2 separate regions of the Homo sapiens genome follow, and region 1 is linked to region 2. Evidence: chromatin loops called from intact Hi-C (ENCODE). Cell type or tissue: heart left ventricle. All regions are shown on one strand. Each heading gives the region's core, and the rest is flanking DNA. Links, peaks and the distances in the headings are about the cores only.

What was found. Peaks named below come from ENCODE experiments on the same cell type or tissue, not always from the same donor. Only the 100,000 strongest peaks of a DNase experiment are listed, where the experiment ranks them.
Region 1: it touches region 2 in a loop (4-fold over the local background); 3 of 110 quality-filtered maps call a loop at or near these places.

The regions. Positions count from the first base shown.
Region 1 is chr15:80,611,438-80,627,622 of GRCh38, forward strand. No RefSeq gene overlaps it. Among named protein-coding and RNA genes, the nearest start is that of ARNT2-AS1, 35 kb to the left of the region's middle. RefSeq lists an enhancer at 3,893-4,394. In heart left ventricle, for the core only: a CTCF peak has its summit at 8,447 (motif pointing right); a DNase peak (open chromatin) is centred at 4,844; H3K27ac peaks cover 205 bases.
Region 2 is chr15:80,962,878-80,979,062 of GRCh38, forward strand. It overlaps MESD (mesoderm development LRP chaperone), which reads right to left. Exons shown (of 3, transcript NM_015154.3): 3 at 12,875-16,185. Among named protein-coding and RNA genes, the nearest start is that of MESD, 19 kb to the right of the region's middle. RefSeq lists an enhancer at 3,725-4,240 and silencers at 14,691-14,985, 15,851-16,145. In heart left ventricle, for the core only: CTCF peaks have their summits at 7,351 (motif pointing left) and 7,551; no DNase peak of the experiment used is centred there.

The DNA.
Region 1 (16,185 bases), core at 3,674-11,673, 350 kb before region 2:
GATGACATGGCTGAAAAGTAATTTCCAGCCTGAAAATGTCCAGTGGCTTTGGAGCTTAGGAGTCACTGGGGACCCAACAAGTACAAGTCCAGTGGCAAGGCAGAGGCAGGAGCCAGGGGCCCTTTATGTGGGGACTAGTCCCCTGAAGGTTATTCAGACGAGGACCCAGACATCATGAAGCAGTTACGACCTTGATTGCCGCCCTAGATCACAAGGTAATGCCTAGGTTTTAGAAACAGGCTTCTTGGGCAGAACAAGCAGCAAGATGACCTGATGGCGGCAGGAACCGAGCTGAGCCTGCAGGTGGAGGTCAAGAGGTCACAGCAGTGGGCAGAGAGCTGACAGTCTAGTAGCTGGGCAGGCTCGGATGGCCACTTTTTTTTAGAGACAGCATCTCTCTGTCACCCAGGCTGGATTGCAGTGGTGCAAGCATAGCTTACTGCAGCCTCACACTCCTGGGCTCAAGCAATCCTTCCACCTCAGCTTCCTGGGTAGCTGGGACTACAGGTGTGCACCACCAGGCCTGGCTAATTCTTTTATCTTTTTGTAAAGATGGAGTCCAACTTTGTTGCCCAGACTGGTCTCCAACTCCTGTCTTCAAGCAGTCCTCCAACCTCATCCTCCTAAAGCGCTGGGATTACAGGCGTGAGCTGCTGAGCCAGGCCTTCCACTTCTTACTGTGTAAGCAGGTGTTCAGGGTGTTCAAGGATCACTGCACACATCTAAAGACTCCAGGCCAGGTGTGGTGGCTCATGCCTATAATCCCAGCACTTTGGGAAGCCGAGGCGGGCAGATCACTTCAGGTCAGGAGTTTGAGACCAGCCTGGCCAACGTAACAAAACCCTGTCTCTACTTAAATAAATAAATAAATAAATAAATAAATAAATAAATAAATAATTAGCCAGGCTTGGTGGCAAACACCCGTTATCCCAGCTACTTGGGAGATTGGGGCATGAAAATCGCTTGAACCCAGCAGGCAGAGGTTGTAGTGAGCCAAGATCGAGCCACTGCACCCCAGCCTGGGCAACAGAGCAAGACGCTATCTAAAAAATAACCCTAAATAAATAAATAAAGTCATCTGATTTAGGTGCTCACCCAGCTGGGCTTAGCCTTGAAGAATGAGGCTGTGGCATTGTACAACTGTCCTAAGAATGAAAAATGGGACCTGTGTGTGCTGTTCTTCCCCCACTAAGTGGTCACTATTGATCTCAGCAATGCAGCATTCATTGGTCCCATGAGGCCTGGAAAAGACCATTGCAAGTTTCTGACCTTCATTTAGTACTAGAATAGATTATAAGCCACTCAGACCTATATGTATACCCACTGACCCATTCACCCTGACCTGAGAATTTATGATAGAAAAATTGCTCAATAGAAGGAAAAGCAAAATGCACAAAATTCCTCATTTCCATTTTATTTATGTGATATGGTAATGCTTTAATATTAAACTACAGATGTTCCGTTCTCATTATTCCATCCTTCCCTGCCCACTCTCTACTCAGGCAGCAGAAATAGCCTCCACATACGGTGCCACTAGAGGACAGAAGAAAGAGCCTCCAGCAAGCTTGTCCAACCTGAACGCATGCGGCCCAGGACGGCTTTGAATGCGGCCCAACACAAATTCGCAAACATTCTTAAAACATTATGGGGATTTTTTCAATTCTTTTTTAGCTCATTAGCTATCGTTAGTGTTAGTGTGTTTTATGTGTGGCCCAAAACAGTTCTTCCAATGTGGCCCGGGAAACCAAAAGATTGGACCCCCCGGCCCTAACACAAACAAGTTGATTGTTAATAAAATGTTATGTGAATTACTTTAAAAAGGTAGAGAAACAACAAGCTATTTTGCAAAATCCAGCCTTTATTGAAAGTTAAAAAGGACTTTCAGCCAGGCCTGGTGGCTCACAACTGTAATCCTAGCACTTTGGGAGGCCGAGGCGGGTGGATCACCTGAAATCAGGAGTTTGTGACCAGCCTGGCCAACATGGCGAAACCCCGTCTCTACTAAAAATACAAAAAATAGCTGGGCTTGGTGGCAGGTACCTGTAACACCAGCTACTCAGGAAGCTGAGGCAGGAGAATCACTTGAACCTGGGAGGCGGAGGTTGCAGTGAGCTGAGATTGTGCCACTGCACTCCAGCCTGGGTGACAAAGCAAGATTCTGTCTCAAAAAAAAAAAAAAAAAAAAAAAGAATTTTCTAGGCATTCTAGGATCTGAACTTCAAAAATAAAAAGCCAAACTTGGAGGACGGAGTGGAGGTTTTACTACCCAGTGAGTAAGAAAGACTTCCCCGTGACCTCGTGGTGAGCTTCCCATCCAAAACGGCAGCGAGACTTTGCCTGCAGACAGGAAGACATTCAGAAAGGAGTATGGATGCTCATAGATGCTGCGGTCATCTCACGGAATGCTAGCCCTGGGTGCAGTGGCAGATATAGTCCCAAAATATTTGTGGGTGTCGCAGACCAGTCAGGCTGTGTCTCCTTTTCTCAAGCACAGCAAAGCAATTCAGCCCCCAGGCAGAAGGTCAACCATGTCAGGGTGGGGCTGAGGAGGCAGCAAGAGTCCCCGATCACCCAGGGAGATGCAGAAATGCTGACATAGCTGGAGGCTGGAAAAGGCGTGAGGTTACAGCAAGGATGACCCAGGGAACATGGGCCCTTGTGACCAAAGATGGGGACCGTAGACATCAGTGCCAAGAGCAGCTCCCGGTGTCCAATTCCAGGCATGTCAAGCCTCAGCGCCACAGGTGCTGGCGAGGACAGGAAACAGCCAAGTGAGAGGAGATAACCCCTAGGGCCCCTGGAAATTAGAGCTCCTTGGGAAAGATGGAAAGTGGAAGCTAAATGAGGAGAGTTTCAAAGGTGGCTCTTGACCCAAAAGATGCTATCATAACTTTTAAAGGAGAATTGAGTGAAAGAATAAGAGTTTTCTACCCTCTGTGGAACTAAGTGGAGTTCAGTCTCAGAATCGTCACACACCAAAGAGGTGCAGCTATAAATTGTTTTTGTTCTTTTTTTTCTGACAGAGTCTCGCTCTGTTGCTAGGCTGGAGTGCAGTGGCACGATCTCAGCTCACTGCAACCTCCACCTCCTAGGTTCAAGTGATTCTTTTGCCTCAGCCTCCTGAGCAGCTGGGACTACAGGCACAGGCCACCATGCCCAGCTAATTTTTGTATTTTTAGTAGAAACGGGTTTTCACCATGTTGGCCAGGATGGTCTCGATCTCTTGACCTCGTGATCTACCCGCCTTGGCCTCCCAAAGTGCTGGAATTACAGGCGTGAGCGGCTGTAAATTCTTAATGGGCTGCAATGAGAAACCAGGAGCTGTTTGGCAGCCATTAAAAGGTATCAATATGACAAAGATGGAGCAATGTGCCTCAATGCGTGAGGATAGGCGAGGTGAGCTGAGGAGTGACATCTGATTTCTGGGATTTTCTTAGAAGAGATATCCTAGGCTCGGGGAGTGTCTAGGTGAAAGGGAAAGGACGTTTTACACCGACTGTCGTCATGCATTCTTGCCAAGCTGCCTACAGTGAACTGACTGCTGGATACTCCCTCAGAATCTGTCGTCCAGCCTTTGAGAAAATCTCGTGGTCACGAATTTGACCACCAAGCCAAAGCAAAGGATGCAGCCCCTCGGAGCCCAGGCAGCTGTGTCCAGTGAGAGGTGCCTTTTCCAGGATGCCAGGGAGGTGAGGCAGGACTTACATGCCGGCTTCTCCTTCTATCTCTCCGCATCGCCAGGACCACATTCGGATTCATAGTGTGGGCAGTGGGTGGAGGGCTGCCAGGAAACATGGTGCAAGTGCACGCTTCACAACACCTCATGCCAGGGGCCGGCAGAAAAGGGCCTGCCTCCTGAGGGGTGTGTGTGGCGGGGTGAGAGAGAGAGAAACGGGGAGAATGTGTGTGAGACAGAGTGTGTGTGTGTGTGTGTGTCTGAGAGACAGAAAGAGTGTGAGAGAATGTGTGTGCATTTGTTGGGGGAGAGAGTGTATGAATGTATGTGTGTGCTTGCGTGTGTGAATGTGTGTGCGAGGAACTGTGTGTGTATGTGGGGGGAGAGAGTGTGAATGGGTATGAGAGTGTGTGTGTGTGAATGCGTATGAGTGTGTGAGTGTGTGGGGGAGTGTGTATGGTGTGTGTGAATATGTGAAGGGAGAGTGTGAGTGTGTATGTGTGTGTGGGAGTATGTGTAAATGTGTGAGGGAGAGTGTGCATGAGCGTGTGTGTGTGAGTGTGTGTGGGAGAGAGTGTGTGAGAGGGTGTGCCTGTGCATGGCAGGGGGCTCTGGGTTTGGGAAGCAGAGGTTCTTCCGCTCTGGCTTCCGCACTGGCCCCCTATCCTCCAACACAGCCCCGGCAAATGAGCGGCTCCGCGTCTACTCCAGCCTGCTTGCTTGGCGGGAAGGAAAGAACAGGAGCACCCTTTTGCCGTATTCCACGCACATTGTGCTTGCAGCTCAGCCTTGTGCCCTGGATGTACCACAGGGACAGCAGCACCTCACCACGGGGCCCCAGTGCTCTCACCCAACCCTTCACCCTTCTTCTTCACTAGCCCAGCCTTCCAGGGCTTTGGATTGTCTCCAGAGTTGCAACAGTCAAATATTTTTACTCATTGTTCTGTTTGGCCTCAGCCTGTGTTTCCAGCCTCCTAACTCCTCCATGGTCATGTTTTCCAATCAAATCTGACTGCTTATTGCTATCTTAGTCTGTTCAGGCTGTCACAACAAAATACCACAGGCTGGGTGGCTTAAACAACAGACACTTATTTCCTCACAGTTCTGGAGGCTGGAAGTCCCGGATCAAGGTGCCCGCCTGGCTGGTTTGTGTGGAGCCTCTCTACCTGGCTTGGGGCCAGACTGCGTAGTGCTGTGTCCTCACACGACCTTTCTTCTGTGCACGCGCAGGGAGAGATCCATCTCTGCTGTCTCTTCCTTTTTTCACAAGGACACTTATCCTACCAGATCGGAGCCCTGCCCTTTACCACCTCATTTCCCTCCATTATCTCCCTAAAGGCTTTCTCTCCAGTGTAGTCACATGGGGATTAGGGCTTCAGCCTGTGAATATGAGACTCACAATTCAGTCCATGGCACTATCTCAACACATTTTTCCTTCCGTGCCTCTGCTTACCCCAGGCCTCCATCTGGGCCACCCCCTCTCCCCTGATCCCCACTCTCTAGCAGCCGAAATCCAGGCCGATTCGCATCAGTTCCCTGACCCTCCTGTCCGAGGGGCTGTCTCCCTTTATTTACCCTCCATCGCACTTGGAACCTCTACGGATGTGTGTTTTCTGCCTTGAGTACTGGGACTGGTGGATTTACATTTTCTCCCTTCCGAGACCGGGAGCTACCTGGAGGAAAAACACATGCTTTGCTACATTTTTAGCCATCTCAGTGTCTGACATTGGTTGCTCAATAAATAGTTGCTGACTTTAATTTTAAAAATATGGAGCCACGCTATCACTGAGAACATTTATTCAAAAGAATGAATGTATCATCCATTCCATTAGCCGTTCCTTAAATAAGTCTTTCCAAGATGCTGTGTTGGAATATGTCTCTGACCCACTGTCTTAGTTTCCTGTGTCTACTGTAAGAAAATGCCACAAACAGAATGGCTTAAAACAGCACACATCTATTATCTGACAGTTCTAGAGGTCAGAAGTTTAAAACCAGTCTCACTGGGCTAACATCAAGATATCGGCAAGGCTGGTTCCTTCTGGAGACTCTGAGGGGAGAAGCTGTTGCTTTCCTTTCTCAGCTTCTACAGGGCTGCATTCCTTGGCTTGTGACCCCTCCTTGAATAACGGCAACCTCTCACTTCCACTGTCTCATCGTCTACTCACTACAGCCTCCTGCCTTCCCCTTATGAGGATTTCTGTGATTCCACTGGGTTCACCCAGATAATCCAGGATAATGTCTCATCTCTCAAGATCTTTAACTAAATCACATCTACCAAGTCCCTTTTGCTGTGTAAGGTAACATATCCACAGGTTCCAGGGATTAGGATGTGGACGTCTTTGGGGGGCATTGTTGAGTTTACTACACCTAACAAGAAACCATGCCTTTTTCAGTTGAAAGTGCTGTGATTGTCAGAAAATCAGTTACATTATAGTAGGGTTTGTCCTCAGGTTTGCCATACAGTAGGCTGAGTAGGAGTGGATAAAGATCCCAGACAGAGGTAGGAGCCTTGAACTTGAGCCTCCAGTGTCTTGTCTACTCTACATTTTTGAACTCTAGTGCTTAGGGCAACAAACTACTGCTCTAAAGACGTAGGGAGCCAATGCCTGTGGAAGACATTGCATATACCTGAGAATCCGCTTCCTGTCATTCAGAAGTCCGCTCCTTTCCATCAATCTCAGTGTTTAAAACACATCTTCCTCTGTTTTACCTACAACACCTACAAGTGTTGAATTTGATCGAGATTAAGTAGGCTTCCTGATGGAAGCAATTTTTCCTCCCCTGGCAGACTTAAATGAGGGCCCCTTGAATTCAAAATGCAAATGGCTCACATTTGAACTTTGCATGCAGCACAACTCAAGCATGTCTGGCTTCCCTTTCATTGTCAAGATCGGTAGAAACTCCTGTTACACACACACACACACACACACACACACACACACACACATGCCTTTACTACTAGCTCCACTCTAGGGCATTTGAAGCCTGCCTATACAACTTCCTACTAAATCAGCAAACATTAAGCGACCCCCAATGAGGACAAGATCCCAGACAGATCACGAGGACTGCTGAGGGAGACGAGAAGTGGTCCTCGTCATCCTGGTACCCCATCATTCCCTCGGCAGCCTCTAAGCACCAATCCTATCCCTTCTAGCTCATCCTCCACATCGTGGCACAGAAAGTATCTATTTAAAAATGCAAGTCGGATTGGCCCATATCTCATAAAACCCTTCGTGGCTCCTTTGTATGAGAGTCCATGCTCTTTTGAATGACATTCCTTTAAGGCCCCACCCATCTCTCCAACTTCATTGCCAGCTACTCCCTTCCTCACTCCCCAGACTTCACTCAGCTACTCCTCCAGGCACCACAGTGTCCCTGGCCTTCGTGCCTCTGACCATGCAGCAACTCTGCTTCTGATGCCCAGAAAACTCAGTTGAGACATGACCCCTCCAGGAAGTCTTCAACAACACCCAGCCTGGGTGAGACATTTCTCTTCCATACATGGTGTCATGGCCACTTTGCACTGAAACGGCCATCAAGTATTTGTCACTGGAGGATCCCCTTAAGGGCAGCGGTGGTGTCCAATTCATCTCTGTATCTTCAAAGTCTCATTCAGTGCTTAGCACTCTGTGGGAGAACTGGATTTAAATGAATTCAAGCAATTGGCATCCCTGCCAAAGTTAAGCTGATGTTAACATCAGCTTGTCTGGACAGCAGCTGATAGATCCTATGGTTGATAAAAATCTCCCTGGCTGGCAGCTAAACTGTTAAGCCAGCAAGCCCAGAACTTCAGAAACTACCAGAAAGGGGAAATGTGACAGAAGCTGGTATTCGTTACTCACCACCGACATTTGTTTTCCAGCCAAACGGGTTTCTTAATTAATGGTTTTGTAAAATGTTCAGGAAAAAAAATTAATATGATGTTCTCTGATTCTCAGATCCCTGCCAAACATCATCTGTAACATATTGCCATCTTGGCATCTGAAGAGCGTCCCTCCTCTTTGCCCAACCCTCTTGAATTGTGGGGGCAAATTCAACAACCCGGTTTGAGGCAATCATGCTGATGAGGCACACATTGATGTCACTCATCTTGGGAGGGTACACACACAGGACAGTCACCATCTGCCTGAAGGCTGGTACATAATCCAAGAGAGCTGTTTTATTTATTTTTTCATTTCCTCTATTCCCTGCCTTGAAATAGTTTTGCAACTCGGGAAGAAAAACAAAGAAGAGAAAAATTTTCCTACCAAGTTTTGGACTCAAGTGATGTACATAGCAATTAGCAACCAATAATGTGTTATAATAAATGTACAACAACAACATCTATCACTTGTTGACATTAACTCTAATTTAGCCTTCATAGTATCTCGGTGAGGTAAGAACTATCTGTAAAACCACACTTTACAGATATAGGAGCTGAAGTTCATCTTAACCAACTTTACCAAATGGCTAGTAAGTGACAGAGCCGTGATATGAACTTCAGCTTTGACTTCAACATTATGCTCTTAGCTACTGTATTCAGTGTTTGTATCTCCTCACTCTGCCCCTTGATCCATTAGTTCCCTGACTCATATAATTCTAGCACCCAGAGGTCCTTGATATAACCATATTTCTAACTGCTCACAGCATTTCTGTTGAAGCACACAGTCCATTGCCTCCCAAAACAGCTTGTTCCAGATCGGCTCAGCAAAAATTCTGAGCCAGGTCTTTCCCAGGCTAAATTTAAATCCACTATTGGTCTACCTACTGGTACTAGTTCTGACCCCTGGAACTGCACAAAACCATTCTTCCACAAGATGGCTCTTGATGTGTATAAAGAAAATATCCCTAGGCTTGAGCTGTACCAGGATTCAGGACTGAGCCCAGGGGCTAGAAAAGAAGCCAGCACAGAAGCTGAATTTTGAGGAAAGACTAATTGTGAGTATATTGATGGTACCCAGCATTGCTGCTTCTCCACATAAAATCTTGCTTGAACCAACATCTAAATTCTCCATCAGTCAAGTTTTTCTTAAATGAAGCAGAACTTGAGCCTTTTTCTCCTCTTGGGACTAGGATAGGAATGGCTACTCTCATCATGGTGGTCCAAATATGCACTGAGTGATCAGGCAGGGCTCTAACATGGTGACAAGCTACAACAGAGGTTCAATGGAGACAGTCACTGGGAATGCCCATCCCCTCCCTGCATCCAGAGTGTGCCTCACGGAAACACAGTGGCCAGGCCTAACCGTGGATTCCAAACCCTGCTCCTAACCTGCAATACTAGGTTCCCCACCTTGAAAGTGATGCTTGTGGTTTGGCTTTCCCATCCCCTGCTCCTTTCTTCTCTTCTCTTGCTGCTGCATTTTGTGGAAAAGAGTTTAAGACAGAGGACAGCAAACCTTATGCAAAGAACCAGAGAGTAAATATTTTAGGCTTTGCGGGCCACACAGTCTCTGATGCAACTACTCAACTGGAAAGCAGCCATAGCTGTAGACATAGGTGAATGGATGCGGAGGTGTTCCAATGAAACTTTTTTTATGGAAGCAAGCTTGAATTTTATATGATTTTAATTTGTCACAAAGGATTATTTTTTGATTTTTTAAAAACATGTAAAAACTTTAAGAGCATGCTTACCTTGACAGCCATACAATAACAGACAAAAGGCCATAGTTTTTAGGCCCTTGCTCTAGAATGTTTACTGAATCTGAGTGACAGACCCTGGTCTACAGGATCTCCCAAGGGCATTGACCCCTGGACTATAAATCTGGGCCATATGAGACTTAACATCTTTGATGACTCTTCTGGAAATAATGTGTATCCTGACCCTGCGTGGTTTCTTCTCCAGCAGCTCCACTCCTCTACTCATGGCTGTGCCAAGCTCAGTGGCAATCACTTCGTCACATCCATTTGTGTCTTCACTTTGTGGTGTCATTCCTTGGAAGGCTTGGCCTGTACGAGAGGAATATTTGACAACTGAGTTTTGACTCACTACTGCAAAAGGATAAATGCTCGAAAATTGATTTCCTGGGGAAAGAAACATGACTAAGAGGAAACCTGAAAGTTTACGAACAATAGCACCTTAACGGGAAATGAGGCATTTGGGGAAGCTGGCATGAACCAAGAGTTAGGATGAACCATTGAGTTGGACCAGTTGAGGGAAAAGTAGTTTTTCCTTGAGCTAAAACTAGTATTTTCCAACCTTAAAAACATTTCTTAAACTCAGCTTCTAACAGCCTTATTTTTTTTTTATTTTTTATTTTTTGGTGCTGTAATGAGAGGGAGAGGGTTTTTTGTTATTGTTTTTTTGTTTTTTGTGTTTTTTTTGAAAAATGAGAGCTACTTTTAAATATTGTAAGTTGTTTGCAGCAAGTTGTTTTCTTAATCTGGAAATGGGAGTTTTGCATTCTGCTAAATATTGTTCTTTCTTTAAATCCTTTGTTTTTCTTAGGAAAGTCCCAGGGCTCTTGTTCCCGTTTGTATGTTGGCTTTCTCCCCAAATCTTCTCAGTTGAACTCTGTTTTTCCCCATTTTATGGGCTGCCTGGAAAAAGGAAGACTACATGGTTGGAGTGTAAATAATGGAGATCTGAGTCAGAAGATAGAAGCTGTCACTAACCAGCAGGTCAATAGACTCTTCGCCACTGTTACATGCCCAAGAATAGGTATATATCTCCCCAGTGTCCATTGTATTGAGGGCACTGTGGCATGAAGATGGGGTGAGAGGTATAAAGCAAATTCAAGTGGCAAGTCTTACTGTTAACAAAAAAATGTCCAGGGTATTATGCCAGTTATGTTCTGACCCATGTGTCTGCAGAAGGAATGAGACAATCTCCCAAGTTGTCAGCAAAATGATCACATAAACCAGAAGTTAGCTCCACTGTAAACATATATTAATTCACAAATTATGGGAAATGTTGAAAAGCTCACAGAACATATGTCCATTTACAATGCAGAATGCATTCAAATAATTAGATTTTAAAAGTAATGCTTTCATGATTATATAATAAATGTTAAAACACAGAAGAACAAAAAGATAATAATGAATTTAAAATTATTCATTGATCAAAAAATTAAGCACAGAATTACCATATAATCCAGAAATTCTACTTTGGGGTATATACCCCTAAGAATTAAAAGCAGGGACTCAAAGAGATATTTGTAGACCTATGTTCACAATAACCAAAAAGTGGAAATAAACCAAGTGTTGACAGATGAATGGATAAACATGTTGTACATAATATTATTCAGGCTTAAAAAGGAATGAAATTTTGACATATGCTACAACATAAGTAAACCTTGAAGACATTATTCTAAGTGAATAAGCCAGACACGAAAGGACAAATATTGTACAATTTTATGTACATGTGGTACCTAGAGTAATCAAACTCACAGAGACAGAAAGTAGGTTGGTAGTTGCCAGGGGCTGGGGGAAAGAGGGAATGGTGAGTTATTGTTTAATGAGTATGGCGTTTCACTTTGGAAAAATGAAGATATTCTGGGCATGTATAGTGGTGATGGTTGCATAGCAGTGCACTTAATGCCACTGAACTGTGCAGTTAAAATGGTTAAAATGGTAAATTTTATGTTATTTATATTTCACCACAATTAAAAATTCTTCACTAACAAAAGAAGTACAAAACTTATAATCCAAAAACTACAAAACATTGTTAAAAGAAATAGAAAACCTAAATAAATTGAAAGACATCCCATGTTCATGGATCAGAAGACTTAAGATGGCAATACTCTCCAAATTGTTAAGATGCCAATACTCCACAAATTGGTCTATAGATTAAGCACAATTCCTATCAAAATCCCAGCTGGCTTCTTTGCATAAATTGACAAGTTGATTCTAAAATTTACATCAAAATTCAAAGACTCAGAATGGCCAAAACATCTTGAAAAAGGACAAAGATAGAGGACTCATACTTTCCTATTTCAAACCTATTACAAAGCTATAGTAATAAAAGTGTGGTACTGGCATAGGATAGACATATAGACCAATGAAATAAAACTTAGAGTCCAGAAATAACCCCCCACATTTATGGTCAGTTTATTTTCCACAAGAATATCACAACAATTTAGACAATTCAACAGGGAAAGAATAGTCTTTTCAACAAATGGTACTGGGACAATTGGATATCCACATGCAAAGGGAAAAAAAATGAACCCCTACCCCACACCATATCCAAATGCAAAATGCATCAAAGACCTAAATATAAAAGCTAAAACTAAACTCTCATATACTGCTGGTGGGACTGTTAAATAGTGCCAATACTTAGAAAAACACTCTGGCAGTTCTTCAATGACATAGAGTTGCCATATGATCCAGCAATTCCACTCCTAAGAATATACCGGAGAGAAATGCAAATATGTACCTTCACAAATACTTGTACAAGAACTTATAACAGCCCAAAGTGGAAACAACCCAAGGGTCCACCAACCAAAGAATTGATAAATTAAATGTGATATGTTTACACAATGTAATATTCAATCATAAAAGGAATGATATACTGATGCATGCTACAACATGGATACAACTTGAAAGCATTATAAGCGAAAGAAGCCAGTCACAAAAGGCCACATATTATATGATTCCATTTACATAAAATGTAGAGTATAGACAAACCTATAGAGACAGAAAGATTAGCTGTTGCCTTGGGCTGGGGGTGGGGGGTGAGAAACGGCAAGTGACTGCTAATGGGTACAGGGTTTCTTTTGGGATGATAAAAATGCTCTAAAGTTGACTATGGTGATGGTTGCACAGCTCTGTGAATATACTAAAATAATTGAATTGCATACTTTGGATGAATGGTATGGTATGTGAATTATCTCAAAAGACTGTTATAAAAAAAAACTATCCGTATCATTGTTAGCATTTTGGTATATGTGTTTATATCCTTTTTTTCTTCAAATGTTTATAGATTATTAAATAGAATTAAGATTGTAATGTTTTATAGTCTATATTTTTATTTAACTATATAGTTCCATGCCATTAATATTGTACAGAATTATTTTATTTTATTTCATTTTATGGATGGACTATCGATTATTTAAACAATATCCTATAGTCAGACTTTTGTTTTCAACTACTTGCACTTTTAAATAACATCATGATGAACATCCTTGCAGGTGAATTTCTTAGCCATCCATAATTATTCCTTGGAATAAATTCTGGAATCAGGTATTACGGTCAAATTACATGCACATTTAATGGCCTTTGAAAGGTATTACTAAACTGCTTTCCAAAAAGGATGTATCTGGTATATGAAAAGATGCTCAGTATTATTAGTCATTAGAAAAATGCAAATCAAAATCATAATGAAATCCCACTTCACACCCACTAAGATGGCTATAATAAGAAAGACAGACAATATGTAAGGTGGAGGTTGCAGTGAACTGAGATCGCACCACTGCACTCCAGCCTGGGTAACAGAGTGAGATCCTATCTCAAAAAAAAAAGGCAATAATAAATGTTGGCAAAAATGAGGGAAAATTGGAACCATTGTACATTTTGACAGTTCCTTTAAAATTTAAACATAGTTACAGAATGACCCAGTAATTCCATTCCTAGGTATATCCCCAAGGGAATTGAAAACATATACACAAAAACTAGTGGATGAATGTTCATATAAACATTATTTATCACAGCCAAAAAGTGGAAACAACCCAGATGTCCATCAACTAATGAACGAAATGTGGTCTATTCATACAATAAAATATTATTCAGCCATGAGCAGTAATGAAGTGCTGATGCATGCTACAGCATGGATGAACCTTGAAAACATTATGCTGAGTGAAAGAATCCAGACACAAAAGGCCACATCTTACAGGTTTCACTTACATACAATGTTCAGAACATGTAGATCTATAGAGATGGAAAGTATAGTCTGGGTGCAGTGGCTCACGACTGTAATTCCAGCACTTTGGGAGGCCGAGGCAGGAGGATCACTTGAGCCCAAGAATTCGAGACCAGCCTGGGCAAGAGGGAGAGACCTTGTCTCTACAAAACTTTAAAAATTAGACAAGTGTGGTGGTGTGCACCTATAGTCCCAGCTACTTGGGAGGCTAAAGCGGGAGGATGGCTTAAGCTCAGGAATTCAAGATGGCAGTGAGCTATGATCAGGCTACTGCACTCCAGCTTGCATGACAAAGGTAGACCCTGTCTCTATTTTTTAAAAAACTGAAAGTATATTACTAGCCGCATCAGGGGCTAGAGGAAGGAAGAAATGGAAGTGACTGCTAAGAAGTACTGGAGTTTTTTCAGGGGTAATGAAAATGTCTGGAATTACATTGTGGTGATGATCTATAACTGGAATTAGGTGAAAATGAGCCGGAATTAGATTGCGGTGGTGAGCACAACTTTGTGAATACTAAAGCCACTGAGCTGTATACTTTAAAAGGGTAAATTTGTGGTATATAAATTACACTTTGCTTAAGAAAAAAAAAAAAGCTATAGCTCTTTTTACTCCCAAAAAAGCAAAGTTTGAGTGTGACTAGTTCCTTCTAGCTCGTGTATTTTTTATTTTTCCTAATTTGATAAACAAAAAATGTCTTTTCTTAGGTGTTTTAACTTGCATTTCTTTGATAATCAAGGAAATTGCACTACTTTTTATGTTTATCAACTATTTGCATTTTATCTTTGTGAATTACTTGTTCATAGCTTCTGCCCATTTGTTTTGGGGTTTTCATTCTTTCTTTTATTATTTCACAAGACTTTTTATTAAAGTTTTTAATCTGTAATCTTTTACCATATAGTTGCTTAATTTACTTTTTCATTTATTCCTTCAACCAGTATTTATGGATACCTAAGTGTCACTAAGTAAGCCTTTTGACTTAGTGTTGATAAGAATATTTATGTAGTCATTGCATCCCTTTTTCTGCTTTCTGCCTGTTCATATACTTAGAAAAGACATCAGTACATTTTTTCAACCTAATTTTCTCTTAGGATTTCTTTGGTTTTCATGTTTACCTGCAGCTTCTGAATTTGTATGGAATGCTTTTGCTGAAGGATGTGAGAAGTGCAGTGCCCATCACAGGGGGCCCTGCAAGGCTGGGGCCTCTGCGCCTCCAAACCAGATCCCTAGATGCTTGGGACACCATTCCTGCTGACTTCCTAACACCACTATGCCTGGCTAATTCCCAGTCTTGCATACTTTTTCATCCTCCTTCCACCTCCTTTCTCTGCTCTCAAAAGGCTTCCGAAGTGCTGGGGATTGGGTAGGGGTGCCAGCCTCGTTCATTTTGCTTCCCAACTCACTGTCTTACAACAGAGAATATTGATTACCTGCCAATCCCTGTGCTAAGTTCTTTTTGATGCACCAGGTCACTTAAGCTTCAGTCAGTCCTACATGTCTGTTTTACACATGGGGAAACTGAGGATTAGGAGATTTAAGTAGTTGTCCAACGATGCACAGAAATCTGTCTCCAGCCCCTGCCCTTCTAGATATTGCTGTGAATATGGAAAGAACAGGAACCTAGAGAGAAGGCTCTGCCCAACTCCGAGATGCAATGGCATATATCATCCACTCAATGGGCAAGTACATACTGAAATCCTGCCCTGTGCAGGCCCTGGGTATGGGTGCTGTGGGCAGAGAGGGGTAATAATACAAGACCCCTGCCTTCAGGGATGTGACATCTGGTTAGCTCCCTAGAGAATACACTTCACACCATTTTGCCTTCTCCCTTTTTCTTTCTTTCTTTTCTTCCAACTTTCTTTCCTTTCTTTCTTCTTTCTTTCTTCTTTTCTTTCTTTTTCTCTCTTTCCCTCCCTTCCTTCCTTCTTCCTTCCTTCCTTTCTCTTTCCTCTTTCTCTTTCTTTCTTCTTTCTTTTTCTTTTTCTCTCTTTCCCTCCCTCCCTCTTTCTTTCTTTCTTTTTCTTTCCTACCTTCCTTCCTTCCTTCCTTCCTTCCTTCCTTCCTTCCCTCTCTCTCTTTCTCTCTTTCCCCTGCCTGCTTGCCTGCCTGCCTGCTTGCCTTCCTTCCTTCCTTTCTTCCTTTGTTTTCTGAGACAGGATCTCGCTCTATTGCTCAGGCAGGAGTACAGTGGCATGATCACTGCTCACTGCAGCCTCGACCTGCTGGACTCAAGCAATCCTCCCACCTTGGCCTCCCAAGTAGCTAAGACTACAGGCATGCACCACTATGCCTGACTAATTTTTTCATTTTTCTATAGCAACGGTAATGTGGTTTGGCTCTGTGTCCTCACCCAAATCTCATCTTGAATTGTAATCTCCGCATGTCGAGGGAGGGACTTGGTGGGAGGTGACTGGATCATGCGGGCGGTTTCCCCCATGCTGTTCTCATGATAGTGAGGGAGTTCTCATGAGATCTGATGGTTTAAAAGTGGTAGTTTCCCATGCATGTGCTCTCTCTCTTCTGCTACCATGTAAGACGTGCCTTGCTTCCCCTTCACCTTCCACCATGATTGTAAGCTTCCTGAGGCCTCTCCAGCCAAGAGGAACTGTGAGTCAATTAAAACCTTTTATTTTATAAATTACCCAGTCTCAGGTAGTACCTTTATAGCAGTGTGAAA
Region 2 (16,185 bases), core at 3,743-11,742:
AAAGCAGGAAAGATCTAAAATCGACACCCTAACATCACAATTAAAAGAACTAGAGAAGTAAGAGCAAACATTCAAAAGCTAGCAGAAAACAAGAAATAACTAAGATCAGAGCAGAACTGAAGGAGATAGAGACACAAAAAACCCTTCAAAAAAATCAGTGAATCCAGGAGCTGGGTTTTTGAAAAGATCAACAAAATAGACCACTAACAGGACTAATAAAGAAAAGAGAGAAGAATCAAATAGATGTAATAAAAAACGATAAAGTGGATATTACCACCAATTCCACAGAAATACAAACTACCATCAGAGAATACTATGAACAGCTCTATGCAAATAAACTAGAAAATCTAGAAGAAATGGATAAATTCCTGTATACATACACCCTCCCAAGACTAAACCAGGAAGAAGTTGAATCTCTGAATAGACCAATAACAGGTTCTGAAATTGAGGCAATAATTAATAGCCTACCAAACAAAAGAAGTCCAGGACCAGACAGATTCACAGCCAAATTCTACCAGAGGTACAAAGAGGAGCTGGTACCATTCCTTCTGAAACTATTCCAATCAATAGAAAAAGAGGGAATCCTCCCTAACTCATTTTATGAGGCCAGCATCATCCTGATACCAAAGGCTAGCAGAGACACAACAAAAAAAGAGAATTTTAGGCCAGTATCCCTGATGAAGATCAATGCGAAAATCCTCAATAAAATACTGGCAAACCGAATCCAGCAGCACATCAGAAAGTTTATCCTCCACGATCAAGTCGGCTTCATCCCTGGGATGCGAGGCTGGTTCAACACATGCAAATCAATAAATGTAATCCCTCACATAAACAGAACCAACGACAAAAACCACATGATTATCTCAATAGATGCAAAAAAGGCCTTCGAGAAAATTCACCAGCCTTTCATGCTAAAAACTCTCAACAAACTATATTGATGGAACAGATCTCAAAATTATAAGAGCTATTTATGACAAACCCACAGCCAATATCATACTGAATGGGCAAAAACTGGAAGCATTCCCTCTGAAAACTGGCTCCAGACAAGGATGCCCTCTTTCACCACTCCTATTCAACATAGTATTGGAAGTTCTGGCCAGGGCAATCAGGCAAGAAAAAGAAAGAAAGGGTATTCAATTAGGAAAAGAGGCAGTCAAATTGTCCCTGTTTGCAGATGACATGATTGTATATCTAAAAATCCCCATTGTCTCAGCCCAAAATCTCCTTAAGCTGATAGGCAACTTCAGCAAAGTCTCAGTATACAAAATGAACGTGCAAAAATCACAAGCATTCCTATACAACAGGAACACACAAACAGAGAGCCAAATCATGAGTGAACTCCCATTCACACTACAAAGAGAATAAAATACCTAGGAATCCAACTTACAAGGGATGTGAAGGACCTCTTCAAGGAGAACTACAAACCACTGCTCAATGAAATAAAAGAGGACACAAACAAATGGAAGAACATTCCATGCTCATGGATCAATATCATGAAAAAGGCCATACTGCCCAAAGTAATTTATAGATTCAATGCTATCCCCATCAAACTACCACTGACTTTCTTCACAGAATTGGAAAAAACTACTTTAAATTTCACATGGAACCAAAAAAGAGCCCGCATAACTAAGACAATCCTAAACAAAAAGAACAAAGCTGGAGGCATCATGCTAGCTGACTTCAAACTATACTACAAGGCTACAGCAATCAAAACAGCATGGCACTGTTGCCAAAACAGATATATAAACCAATGAAACAGAACAGAGGCCTGAGAAATAACACCACACATCTACAACCATCTGATCTTTGACAAACAAGCAATGGGGAAAGGATTCCCTATTTAATAAATGGTGCTGGGAAAACTGGCTAGCCATATGTAGAAAGCTGAAACTGGACCCCTTCCTTACACCTTATACAAAAATTAACTCAAGATGGATTAAAAACTTAAATGCAACACCTAAGACCATAAAAACCCTAGAAGAAAACCTAGGCAATACCATTCAGGACATAGGCATGGGCAAAGACTTCATGACTAAAACACCAAAAGCAATGGCAACTAAAGCCAAAATTGACAAATGGGATCTAATTAAATTAAAGAGCTTCTGCACAGCAAAAGAAACTATCATCACAGTGAACAGGCAACTTACAGAATGGGAGAAAATTCTTGCAATCTATCCATCTGACAAAGGGCTAATATCCAGAATCTACAAAGAACTTAAACAAATTTACAAGAAAAAAACAAACAACACCATCAAAAAGTGGGCAGAGGATATGAACAGACACTTCTCAAAAGAAGACATTTATGCAGCCAACAGACATATGAAAAAATGTTCATGATCACTGGTCATCAGAGAAATGCAAATCAAAACCACAATGAGATACCATCTCACACCAGTTAGAATGGCGATTAAAAAGTCAGGAAACAACAGATACTGGAGAGGATGTGGAGAAACAGGAACACTTTTACACTGTTGGTGGGAGTGTAAATTAGTTCAACTATTGTAGAAGACAGTGTGGCAATTCCTCAAGGATCTAGAACTAGAAATACCATTTGACCCAGCAATCCCATTACTGGGTATATGCCCAAAGGATTATAAATCATGTTGCTATAAAGACACATGCACACATATGTTTATTGTGGCACCATTCACAATAGAAAAGACTTGGAACCAACCCAAATGTCCATCAATAATAGACTGGATAAAGAAAATGTGGCACATACACACCATGGAATACTATGCAGCCATAAAAAAGGATGAGTTCATGTTATTTGCAGGGACATGGATGAAGCTGGAAACCATCATTCTCAGCAAAATATCACAAGGACAGAAAGCCAAACACTGCATGTTCTCACTCATAAATGGGAGCTGAATAATGAGAACACATGGACACAGGGAGGGGAGCATCACACACCAGGGCCTATTGTGGGGTAGGGGACTGGGGGAAGGATAGCAATAGGAGAAATACCTAATGTAAATGATGAGTTGATGGGTGCAGCAAACCAACATGGAACGTGTATACCTATGTAACAAACCTGCACGTTGTGCACATGTACCCTAGAACTTAAAGTATAATAATAAAAAAAAAGAAAAGAAAAAACAAATTGGCTAAATTGAGGTATAGCCTCCTCCCCAAAATAAAGATTAAAAATGATTATTAAAATGTTGATAATTATTAGAACTGGGTGACAAGGAATGGTGACCCACTCTATTTTTTGTGTGTACATTTAAGATATTTCCATGATAAAGTTTTTGAAAGTTAGAAATAACCATTTTAGAAAATACTTAGCATAACCAATCAAGAACTTTAAAAGAATCATCATCATTTTTTTTTTTGGACCTACTAATTACATACATATCTGGGGATTTAGCCTAATGAAATAGAGCATGGGTATGAAGATGCTCATTGTAGCATTATTTATAATGACTTGACAGGTTCAAATAACCTAAATGTTCATCTACACAGAAATGACCAAATAAATTATGGCCTCATTTGATGAACTATTATACCTCATCAAAATAATATTTACAAAGGGTTTGTAATAACAAACTACTCATTTGCAGAGCCAGTGGCAGAGGCCCTTTGGTTTCTGAAAGTCACAGAGTATTACAGACAGAGAGACCTGAGAGCTCAACGGGCCCAGTGCTCCCCATATTAGAGGTGTGTTCACACACACATGTGCACACACACACAAACCAAGCTTCCACCCCTCCTGCTGTGCCACTGCCCCCAGCTTCCAGGCTGCCTCTGTGTCCACTCATGCCTGCTCAAATCTCAGCTTAGTGGCCACCTGCTCCAGGAAGCTTTTCTCTGGCCTCCCTTGGAAAATCCCTCTGTTGCAAGCTACAAGCACCTTGCATAGTTGCCACTGTACACTGTGGGTGTGTGTATTTGATTCAGGCCCTCTTCTTCCATACCCTGCTGCCTCTCTGCTCCACAACCTTTGCACCTCTTCTCTTCCTCCTGATTCTGCATCTCAAAAGCCCAAATAACTGGCTTGAAGTGGCCAACTCCTCCTTATTGGGCAGTTCCGCTGGTTAAATTCCTCTGGGAAATGCTGGCCCATTCCAACTGAGGCCCATCGAGGTGATGCGCTCAAGGCATTGATTTTAAAACTAGAAGTAGAAGCCCTTGGCCGGGCGCAGTGGCTCACTCCTGTAATCCTAGCACTTGGGAGGCTTAGGTGAGCAGATCACCTGAGGTCAGGAGTTCGAGACCAGCCTGACCAACATGAAGAAACCCCCGCCTCTACTAAAAATACAAAATTAGCTGGGCATGGTGGTGCATGCTTGTAATCCCAGCTACTTGGGAGGCTGAGGCAGGAGAATCACTTGAACCCGGGAGGTGGAGGTTGTGGTGAACCGAGATCACACCATTGCACTCCAGCCTGGGCAACAAGAGTGAAACTCCATCTCAAAAAAAGAAAAAGAAAAAAGAAAAGAAAAGAAGTAGGAGCCCTCAGGGAGTTTTAATTTAGAGCAAGGACCTCAGAGAATTTGTAAGGAAGCTTCTATCCTAAGGGAGTCAGGGACCTCCTTTGCATTAGAATAAGGATCCCTATTGTCTTGTTTCTTCCAGACCCTGGCATGTAAATCCCAGGCCTGGCAGGACTTGCCACCCTGTTTATAGAAGAGGTAAGGCCCAGGGAAAGCAAGTATGGCACTCAATGTCGTCCAACTTGGAGCTGAGGTAGGAGGCATGGATCAAAGGGGCCCCAGTGTTTCTAGGCCTATGGCTGAAGCTCTCTCCTGCAGGAAGAATGCGGGCTGGCCTGAAAAACAGATGCAAGGCAGACCAGATGTCCCTGGGCATTCTTCACATTCCACCAACTGCAGCCCTCCTTGGCTGAGAGCTGCCAAGTCTGGGCTTCCAATTCATCAGCTTGGAAACTTCACCTCAGAAACTTCGGCAGACTTCTCTGGAGAAAACAAAAATTGCCCTAGGTCTGCCAGGGAACAGTGGTCAAAGATTTAAAATTGCAAGTTGGGCTGCTGAGATCCAGAATTTGACAAGCCCAGGTTTAAGCTGATTCAACAAGATCTATGGAGAGTTGGCCAAGTGGCCCCAACTGCAGGCTCAGGTTTTCCCAGATGCTGGATCAAGTGGAAAGGGGTCCAACATCTCAAGTTTCTGGCTTGTGACACTTGCGTGGGACCTCCTGAAATCTGCCTACCAAAAATTTCCTTGTACCAGCAAGCAGCATGGTCAAACTGCAGTCTCCTGCAGACCGCTTGGACTCTGGCAGCTCTGCCCCTTTCAGGGCAAACCATCTCACCTGAGAGCAGGTCCTCAGCCATGCAGGTATCTGAGAGCAGAGCACCAAGGTGGTGGGAACGGCAGATGTTTCTGCCTGGAAGGAAGCTGACCCGCTCTGCTCTGGCATACCCTACACTGGGCAAGGTGGCCATTCTCCTTCTGGAGCAATCTCTGTGGCCCATGTAGAATTCCATCCCAGCCCCTCCCTTAGAGTGTCAAGCCACAGTGAAAACTGCAGTGCCTCCAGAAGAAAACAGCCCAGGCAGGATGTTATCCTGCCTTCTCCTAGCTGTGACTCTCAGCAAGGGGCTTAACCCCTACAAGCTTCTGTCTAGTCACCTGAAGCACAAAACACACACACAAATGATAATAGTTAACATGTACTGAAAGCTCTGTTGGCCAGGCACAGTGGCTCACACCTGTACTCCTTTGGAAGGCCAAGGTGGGAGGATCGCTTGAGCTCAGGAGTTTAAGACCAGCCAAGGTAAAATAGTGAGACCCCACCTCTTTACTTTAAAAATAAAATAAAAAAGAAAGCTGTGTTAAGTGCTTCACAGGGACTTGCTCATTTAATCCTTATAATACTTCTCTGAAATGGGAACTTTTATTAGCACCTACAGGCTTAGATGAGTGAGGTCCTTAAATAACTTGTCCAACATGATACAGCTAATAAAATGCAGAGCTGGGAAGTCCAACACCAGAACTGTGCTTCAAAGGGCCACATAGTAAATGTTAACTAATACCAACCTTGTGGGGTTGTGAAGGGTAAATGAGGTCGGGCACAGTGGTTCACACCTGTAATCCCAACACTTTGGGAGGTCAAGGTGGGAGGATTGCTTGAACCCAGGAGTTCAAGACCAGCCAGGGCAACATAGGGAGACCCTGTCTCTACAAAAAATATTAAAAAATTAGCTGGGTGTGATGGTGCACACCTGTGGTCCCAGCTACCCAGGAGATTGAGGTGGGAGGACCACTTGAGCCTGGAGGTCGAGGCTGCAGTGAGCTGCCATCGTGCCAGTGCACTCCAGCGTGAGCAACAGAGTGAGACCCTAACTGAAAATAAAATGAGAGTAAATGAAATAAAGTATGTAAAGACCTGCACACAGTGGGTAGCATGTCACAGTTAGGTAAGGATGTCCAGAGCTTGCACACAGTAGGCACACTCCATGCTGAAAGACATTGTGTGTCTTTTAATATTCAACCTGTAAATACCAAGAAGGCAGGGACCTTGCCTGCCTTGCTATCTTTATCTCCACTGCCTGCACACTTCCCGAAACTTATTGGTGTTCAGCACTTACATGGGGAGTGCTTGTATCAACACTTGGCACATGGGTCTGAGAAGAGGTCCAGAGAAGGGGAGCAGCCCCTCTCCCAAGCAGATTACAGTGGCTGGTGTCAGTTTTGGAGTCTGCCTGCCTGAGTTTAAATCCTGGGTTTGAGGCTGGGCATGGTGGCTCACGCCTGTAACCCTAGCGCTTTGGGAGGTCGAGGCAGGCGGATCAGTTGAGGTCAGGAGCTCGAGACCACCCTGGCCAATATAGTGAAACCCCGTCTCCACTAAAAACACAAAAATTAGCCAGGTGTGGTGGCGGGTGCCTGTAATCCCAGCTACTCAGGAGTCTGAGGCAGGAGAATCACTTGAATCCGGGAGGCGGAAGTTGCAGTGAGCCGAGATGGCGCCACTGCACTCCAGTCTGGGCGACAGAGCAAGGCTCTGTCTTAAAAAACAACAACAAAAAATCCTGGCTTTGTCACTGCCTTGCAGCGTGACCTTGGGGAAAATACTGAATGGCTATGTGCCTCAGTTTCCTTGTGTGCAAAATGGGGATGACAGTATTTACTGCATAGGGCTGCTTGCTATGAGGATGAAGTAAATTAATATTACTAGAACAGTACACATGGATAAGATAATCCCTTGGATTTCCAAGAGAATTCAGAGAGAGAGGTGTATGCAGATTTTCACAGATATTTTGCAAGCACAGACTGAGCAGTCTGTTAATTAAAATAATAGCTGAAGAATTCTCACCGAAGGATCAGTGGCAAATTAGAGACACATGGTGGGGAAGCCGTGAGGCACAGCTGGTCTCTGCTGCCCCCTAGTGGGTACATCCTTTAATTTTTAAATTGACTTTCCTTTAGGAGATGATAACCACTGCAGACAGCTTCCGAAAAAGGTTCTAGTCAAATCACTTTCCCAAGCTGTGCTTTGGTTATATGGTGGAGAGAATGAACAATTCTACTTCACTTAATAGGGGTCTTACGAAGTAGTAAAGGCACTCGCTGGCCTCGTGATCACTGGCAAATCCCCTTCCCTCTGGGCTCACTCACCTGTAAACTATCTACTCCTCCACTGCAGGGCAGGTGTGAGGCTCACATGCAGTGCATAATGGGAAGTGTTGTACTTTCTGACATCAAAAACGTGTTCTTCATCATAATTATCGTTGTCTTCCTCTCTGCTTCCCGGCCCCAAATGAACTCCGTAGCTAACTCAGCCACTCCTATTCTTCGGAACTTTCCCGCTCAGACCTAGTCAAACAAAATCAGTGTCTGATGGTAGTTACGGCAGTAAGAACAGATTTAAATCAGAAAGTACTGCAATAAGGGGAAAGAGACCTCAGTACAGAAGTGGGCTCAATTCTGAATACAGCATGCACAAACAGGTTTTTACCCCAGCCAAGGAGCAGGATGGGGGCAGTAGATGGAAAATGACTAAGAGGAAATGTCAGGGGTAGCACGGATTCTGGTTAAACAGACCTAACAGGATTATGCTGAAGGTAGGCCTGGGTGATCAGATATCACCTGGGGGCGGGGTGGAGGATGGAGAATTTGATCAGATATTGAGTGATTAGATATCAAGGGTAAGAAGTTCTCAATAAATTGATTAACAGGATTCTTGCTAAAATGGGCAACTCAAGCCCCACAAGAGCAGACACTGAAAGTCAATGCTTCAAGGGCTTCAAGGAGCCTCACTGGAGGCTGGTCAAGAAGAGAATATTTGTCAACTGCTACCCCAGAGGATTCCTACTGCAAGTCTTTGTGGAAGAGCTTGATCTTTGCCTGCTGTAAATGGCTTTCAGCTCCAAGCCCTGGCCTCACCCTACCTGGTCAACGAGGTACCTGACAGCCTAGCATAGGAAAACAATGGCCATCAGATTGCACAGTCAAGGGTTAATTTCTATTTTCAGTCAAGAGCATTCACATGCAAAGCCCTAGAAATGACAAAGACCCCTCCTTAGAAACTTTAGTTGGGCTCCTCTGAGCCATCTTCTCAGCTAGGCCTTGACCTTGGACTGCTGAGCCCAGCGTTAGCAACAATCCTAAGTCAGTTAATAAGAATCCCCCTGCCCCTGATATCTAATCAAGTTCCTCTTAGTAATTCTCCACCCACTGATCCCCTCACTCTGCTCCTCTGCTGTAAATCCCCAATTGTCTTCACTGTATTCAGAGTTGAGTTCAACTTCTTCCCTTATTCCAATAGGAGCAATAAAGTCTTAAAACAATTTTTTTTTTCCAGCCAGGGTCTCACTCTGTCCCCCAGGCTGGAGTACAGTGACACAATCACAGCTCACTGCAGCCTCTATCTCTCAGGTTCAAGAGATCCTCCCGCCTCAACCTCCTGAGTAGCTGGGACTAAACAATAATCAGGGACACAGGAAAAAGTAGGACCTGAGACAAGTAGGACCACGCCTGTAGTCCCAGCTACTTGGGAGGGAGGCTGAGGTGGGAGGATTGATTAAGCCCGGGAGGTGAAGGTTGCAGTGAGCCAAGACTGCACCATTGCACTCCAGCCTGGGCAACAGAGTGAGATTCTGTCTCAAAAAAAAAAAAAAAGAAATCGACACCAAAGGACTAATCTTAAGGAAGGAAAACTGCTCATTTCAACGTTATTGATAATTGTGGATAACTAAAAAAACTCAAATATAGAAAAAAATAGAGAGCACAGATACAGGCCCGGTGCTGGGGACTTTACACATGTGCTTCGTCTCACTCCCTCACATAGATGGATAAGTAGAGATCAGGAAAAGTTAGAGAGGATCAGACCTGCAGAAACCTCTTCAAAGTAGCCCTAGGGAAAAGTTTCTCATAGGAATACAGAGCTCTCAGAATTCAAGGAAAACTTGAATATCAAAACTCAGGAGGTCGAACACTTAGGGCAAGTGTAGAAACTTAACTAACACACACATTCTTGCAATTCACTGTGGCTGCTGCACTATTAATGCCTCAGCTATCAAATCATCCAGTCTCTGGCTGAGAGAGGATCTGATTTGTCAACCTGGTTGATGGTGACCTGGGTCAGATGCCCACCTCTGGTCCAAAAGACCATGACCATCCAGGGAGGGTGGGAGAGCAGGGCAGGGCTGTGCATGTAAACACAGCAGCCAGAGCTGTGGGTAGAAGTACATGCTCCTAGAAAGGGACATGGATCGTGAGGCAGAGATTGGACTCAGGCACGTGTAAGTAACAAAACCATGCCTGGTCCAGCCCTACTGTCTTCACTACATGAATCTGTTAAGTAGAATTATGGCACAGCAAGAGGACGGGAATATTACACAGCCACTAAAACGCTGAACGCAGAGACCAGGCAGCAATATAAAAACTTCATTACAGGTTGGGCGCAGTGGCTCACGCCTGTAATCCCAGCACTTTGGGAGGCCGAGGTGGGTTGATCACGAGGTCAGGAGTTCGAGACCAGCCTGGCCAACATGGTGAAACCCTGTCTCTACTAAAAATACAAAAAATTAGCCAGGTGAGGTGGCAGGTGCCTGTAATTCCAGCTACTTGGGAGGCTGAGGCAGGAGAATCACTTGAACCCAGGAGGTGGAAGTTGCAGTGAGCCAAGACTGCACCACTGCACTCCAGTCTGGGCAACAGAGCAAGACTCTGTCTCAAAAAACAAACAAACAAAAAAAACAAAAACCTTCGTTACTATATAACGCTGAGTGGAAAAATTGTAAACCAAATTCTGTTTCTGCTATGATGACAAATATGTGAATATAACGCTCAGATGTAATGGACTCAAAGGGATCTTGGCCAAATGAAAACAGCTTGGATAGCTGGGACGGTGTGATGGTAAATGAATTTCTTCCTTTTATAGAGAACTTTTAACATTGCTGTGCTATTATTTTAATAAAAATAAAGACTTCAAGGTGGGTGAATCACTTGAGCCCAGGAGTTTTGACAGCAGGCTGGGCAACATGATGAAACCTCGTCTCTCGAGAAAACAACAACAACAACAACAACAAAACCCCACAAAAATTCGCCGGGTGTAGTGGCGTGCACCTGTAGTCCCAGCTTCTCGGGAGGCTGAGGTGGGAGGATGGCTTGAGCCTAGGAGGTCAAGGTTGCAGTGAGCCATGATTGTGCCACTGCACTCCAGTCTTGGCAACAGAGGCCCTGTCTCAAAAAAAATAAATAAATAGTTCAGTTCTTACTATGAACACAAACCCTGGGATTCAGGGAATATGAACTTCTAAGCACAAGGACATAAATACCAACCACAGACTGCAGGAGAAGGTGGTGAATCTGCCCCTGGCCCTGCCAGCCCCGCCTCACTGCCTCACCCTATTCACCCCCTCGACAGATCCTGTCTTTATTTAGAATGCTCATCTTTTATTCATCATGGTTTTTGTTTTTTTTTTAAAGAAAACATTTTTTGGTTTTTAAAAATATTGCATTAAAATACTATTTAATTACCGAGTTTTGTGCTGCCCTTCAAATTGTGTGCCTGGGGCAAGTGCCTCCTGCCTTTGCCCAAAGCCACATATTGCATGACCTTTCTTCTCCGGAGATCGGAAGAGAAAGGGTTACTACAGAGTGAAGCAAAGAACATCCCAGCCTTTCCCTTCCTGAGGAAGGGACTCTCTGCTATCACGGGGGAACTCTCTGAAGTCTTGGCAATCATTTTTCCTTGTAATAGCAATTATGGTTCCCCCCCCCACTGGGGAGAAGAACCCTAGTCTAGGACACTCAGGAAAGCCACAGGAGAGCAGAGGCTACCTGTCAAGCAGAGCCACACACAGCCTTGTCTGAGCCCCTCTCCTTTCCGGTTCAGCTATAGGAAAGCTGAGAGAAGGCAGTACTCCGCCCTGGAACTGCAGCTCCTGGCGAAGCAGACAACGCTCAGATACGGAGGGAAAAGAGCCAGCGAGAATTCACCTGTGACACTTGTACAGGCTGAGGTCTAGGAAAAGCTGTGTCTGCCTAATAAGCATGAATAAGAGAGGGAAAAAACAAAGATGTGGCATCTACCCAAACATTTTGGAATTAGAAAACAGCAGCAATAAAAGAATGTAGCACACAAATACAGATAAATATTCAATCCTGGGGGAAAATATAACCCAAGGTGAAGATTCTCCATTTGGATTTTTTGAGTAATAGAAGTTAATAAAAACTTGAATTTTAATAAAAACAGCTCAAACATGAGATAAAAACGGAATATTTAAAAATATAAAATGTGTATCAGAGCTAAAAAAAAAAAAGAAACCCAAGATACCAATACAAAACTAAAGTTAACAGAAGATAAATTTTTCCAAAATAATGGGGGAGGGGGGAGCTGAATCTGCAATCAATTAGAAATTACACAGCATGCTCTAGAAGGATTAAGAAAAAAGATTCAGAAAAAAAAAAAACAACACTAAGACTTTTCCTAGAAAAATTACTAAATGTTAAGTATGAGTTGCATAAGTAAAAAGGAGCTGAATGCTATTTATTAATTTTAAAAAATTATTTAAAATTTTTAAAATTTTTCAATTAAAAAAAGAATGAAGAATCCCTAAGGAGTCTAAGAAAAAGCAGTCATAAAGGAAAAAAATTTTTAAATCAGTTACAAAATCCCCCAAAACAAACAAAGAAACATAAAATCAAATTTAAAAAAAGAAAAAGAGAAAAAGCAGTCACTTCTAGGGGAAAGACAGGGGTGGCCTCACACCTCTCCAGTGGAGCCATGTGTAAGAAGAGCTGAAAGGTAGAGCTGGGCGTGGTGACTCACAACTTAATACCAGTGAATCGGAGGCCGAGGCAGGAGGATTGCTTGAGGACCAGCCCAGGCAACATGGTGAGACACCTCCATTTCTCCAAAAAAAAAAAACAAAAAAAAAAAAACCTAGCCAGGCATAGTGGTGCATGCTTGTAGTCCTAGCTACTCGGGAGGCTGAGGCAAGAGGATGGCTTGAACTCAGGAGTTTGAGGCTGCAGTGAGCTATGAACACACCACTGCACTCTAGCCTGAGTGAGACAGCAAGAGACCCTGTCTCTTAAAAAACAAACAAACAAACAAAAAACTTCCAGGGAAAAAAGCAAGGCTCAGAAATGTCCTACCCTGCATGCTCTTGTCCAAGCATAAAGGCGGACACTGTGGGTGCAGAAGGTGGATATTATGTATCTTGTCAGTATACAAACACTATTAAACAATAATCAGGGACACAGGAAAAAGTTTGTGAGTTCCTTTCCCTTGTTCAGTGGTTAATGCATACTAAGTTGGTTTAATTTAAAAAAAAAAAAGAGGTTTAACAGTATAAGGGAAACCACCAGAAGTACAAAAGCCACAGTATCACCATCAAAACCAGAAAGCCTGAGGATGAAGAAGGAAAGATGTGTATATCTGATACAGGTTTCATAATTGATAGTCAAAAGATATCATCCAAATTTATTAGATCACTAGATATTAAAACAAACAAGACAAAAAGGAAGACAAATTCATTAAAAACAGGACATTTCTCCCAGCTATTTGGGAGGCTGTGGTGGGAAGATCAATTGAGCCGGTAGGTAGAGACTTCAGTGAGCCGTGATCCTACTGCACTCTAGTGAGGGCAACAGAGTGAGACCCTGTCTCAAAAACAAAAACAAATGACATTTCTCTTAAAAAATTTTTGTTTCGTTTTTTTGAGACAGAGTCTCATCCCGTCATCCAGGCTGGAGTGCAGTGGCCTGATCTTGGCTCACTGCAACCTCCGCCTCCCGGGTTCAAGCCATTCTCCTGCCTCAGCCACCTGAGTAGCTGGGATTACAGGCCCGCACCACCACACTCGGCTAATTTTTAGTAGAGACAGGGCTTCACCATGTTGGCCAGGCTGGTCTCAAACTCCTGACCTCAACTGATCCACCCACCTCGGCCTCCCAAAGTACTGGGATTACAGGCGTGAGCCACTGTACCCAGCCCAACATTTCTTTTGCTCATGAATCTGCAGACTGGGCAGACTGTTTCTCAGCTCAGCTTATGTTGGCTCCCCTCAGTGTCAACTAGGATTGCTTGAAGGCTGGGGCTGGAAATGTTTAAATCTTATCCACATGTCTGTGCCTGGGCTGGGAAGACTCATGCAGCTGGGGTTGGAGCAGGTGGGCCTCCTGGGTATCCCTCTCTCTACGTGAAACACTGTACGCAGCCTCTCCAGTATGGTGGCTTCAGGGTAGCCAATTAAGATATGGTTTTACAATCTATTAAACTGGTAAATGTGATGCCCAAGGCTGGCAAGGATAGATCTATTGTTGGCAAGGGTAAGCTGACTAAACCACTTGGGAGGGCAATTTGGCAATACACACCAAAATGTTAAATTCCGTTTGCTCTAATAATTCTACTGCTAGGAATTTACCTTTCAGATATAAACAAAAGTGTACCGAAATATTTTGTATGAAAATGTCCACTGCAGCACTGAATATACCAGCAAAAAATCTGAACACTCAAGTGTCCATCAGCAGGGACTATGCAGTGAAACAGTGGTTCAAACCTCACCATCACCCTGCTGATGTAGGACACCTTCAGCTATGGCCTGCACTACTGAAGCACCTCCCAGCTCACGGCTCACACCTGCTGGGGTCCTCTTCTGATCACTTCTCCTGTGCAACCAGTGCAACCTGGACTGCCTTTCACACCCACCCCATCACAATTAAGATCCACCAGGGCGTCCCAAACTCCTACCAAACTCCATGTGCTACGCTCCTCCAACCTGGGCCTGCACTGGGCCCCAGCCTCCCCGCTGGCCTTCCTGCTGCCTCTCCCTCTGCCACTTCTAGCCACAGGGTCTTAGCTCAGACTGTTTCCTCTGCCTGCCTTACTCTATTTCTCCTCTCCTCCTCTTGCCCTCAGAGAAGGCCTCTGGTTTTCTTAACCTGGTCAGGGAAGATTCTACCTCCCCCTACCCTGCCCCTTTCATACTTCTAACAGCTGCCATTTTACTTTGTACATTACTGACATTTGTCTTCCCCCACCGAATCATTGAGTTTTACGATAGCAGAGGCTGTATCTACACCGTCCTGGCACCTTGTAGTACCTAGTACATAACAGACACACAGAAACTACTGGGTGAAGTGGGGGCACACTGCACAGGAAACAATGAGACAGATCTGCACATTCTGACATGGGAAGGCTCCTAAGTGGAAACAGAAGGTACAGGGCGGAGTGAAAGCTTTGCTACCTTTTGCTTAATTAAAGCAATTATCTCATCAAAACAGCTGCTTTATACTGGGCCATTATGGCTATGCAGGACAGTAACCCCATCAAACTGCCCTGAGTACAACAGAAAAAGCCCACAGACAGGGCTTGGTTCAGCCACGGCATGATTCAGGGACTCGTTTATGCCACCAGGGTGTGGCGCTCTCTCCCCACTGTCAGACAGTTCTCTTCTCCAAGGGCGGGGCCTACAACAGCTCCCGCTCCAGGTTCAAGATGCAGGAGGAACAAGAAAAGCCTCTTTCAGGGCCTAGTACCCTAGTACGGTAGATCACACAGGCCTCACCCTGGAGAGGGCATGGCCTGGAGGGTGGGGGGACTGCAGGGCAAATGTCCCATCCAAAGCAGAGAACTGAGAATGCAGAGGGTGTGGTTCTTTCGAGGGAAATGTGAGCAGCTACCAAATTAAGGGGAAACAGATGCTGTGAGGCCAAAACAAACATACATCACCATAAGTACATTTACATAAGTAAATGTACTTTTTTTTGGTGGATGGGCAGGGAGGGGGATGTGGGGGCACAAATTGTTAACAGCAGCTTCCACTGGGACAAGCTACCACCGGCGGCAAGAGAGGGATACACTTTTCACTTTGTACCATTCTTTAACACTGACATTTTCTAACCATGTAATGTGCTACTTTTAATTTATTAAAATCACAATTGAGGGTTTTTCCCAAAGAATTTTAGTTCTTAGAAATGACATCTGTATATAAATGTTCTAACTCTTATTCACAGTAGGCTCTAACATGAACGGCAAAATCAGACATCAACAGTAGCACATCATGTTACTCTATACGAAAGCACAGATTTAGGCACTTTATCAAAGAAAAATGTTTAGAAACAAATGAGGTTATTGAGTCGTCTGTCACACTCTGCAAAGGACTCTGATTCCCTACTTAAATCCTTTAAAACTGTCACATTAAATGGAACATATAACCCCTCGACACCAGCAGTACTCTTTCCTAAATAAGGAAACAAAACAGAACCCCTAACTTTACAGACCACATAAAACCTGACAGACACCAAGAGTTCTCTTACTGATGAGTAAGATTCAAGTCAAAGAAATTCAAAACTACTTAGGATTTCAAGTGACATATTTTCTATTCTCCGCATTTCCTGCATAGATTTTGGATTTACACACCCTGGCTTCCTGGCTACAGACATCTGAGTTCACAAAGCATATTTTACCTTTAACATAATGAAAATGATGTATATGGCATGAAGAGTTTACTCAATTAAGTCAAGAGTTTTAAAGTCTTCTCTGATCAGAATTTGCTATCTGATCAGAGCAGGCCACCCAATCACAGCAGGTGCTTGGAGGGGAGTGGAATCTCAGTAGAGTTGATGACTCACCAAGTGTAAATGGGAAAAAGCAACACAGTCACATTTCCATGTAAGGAGATTTTATAGTAAACATGAATTTGTCAGTGTCCAGTATTAATTAGAAAACATCTGTCTTCTTACTTGAAGCCTATTAAGCAGTAA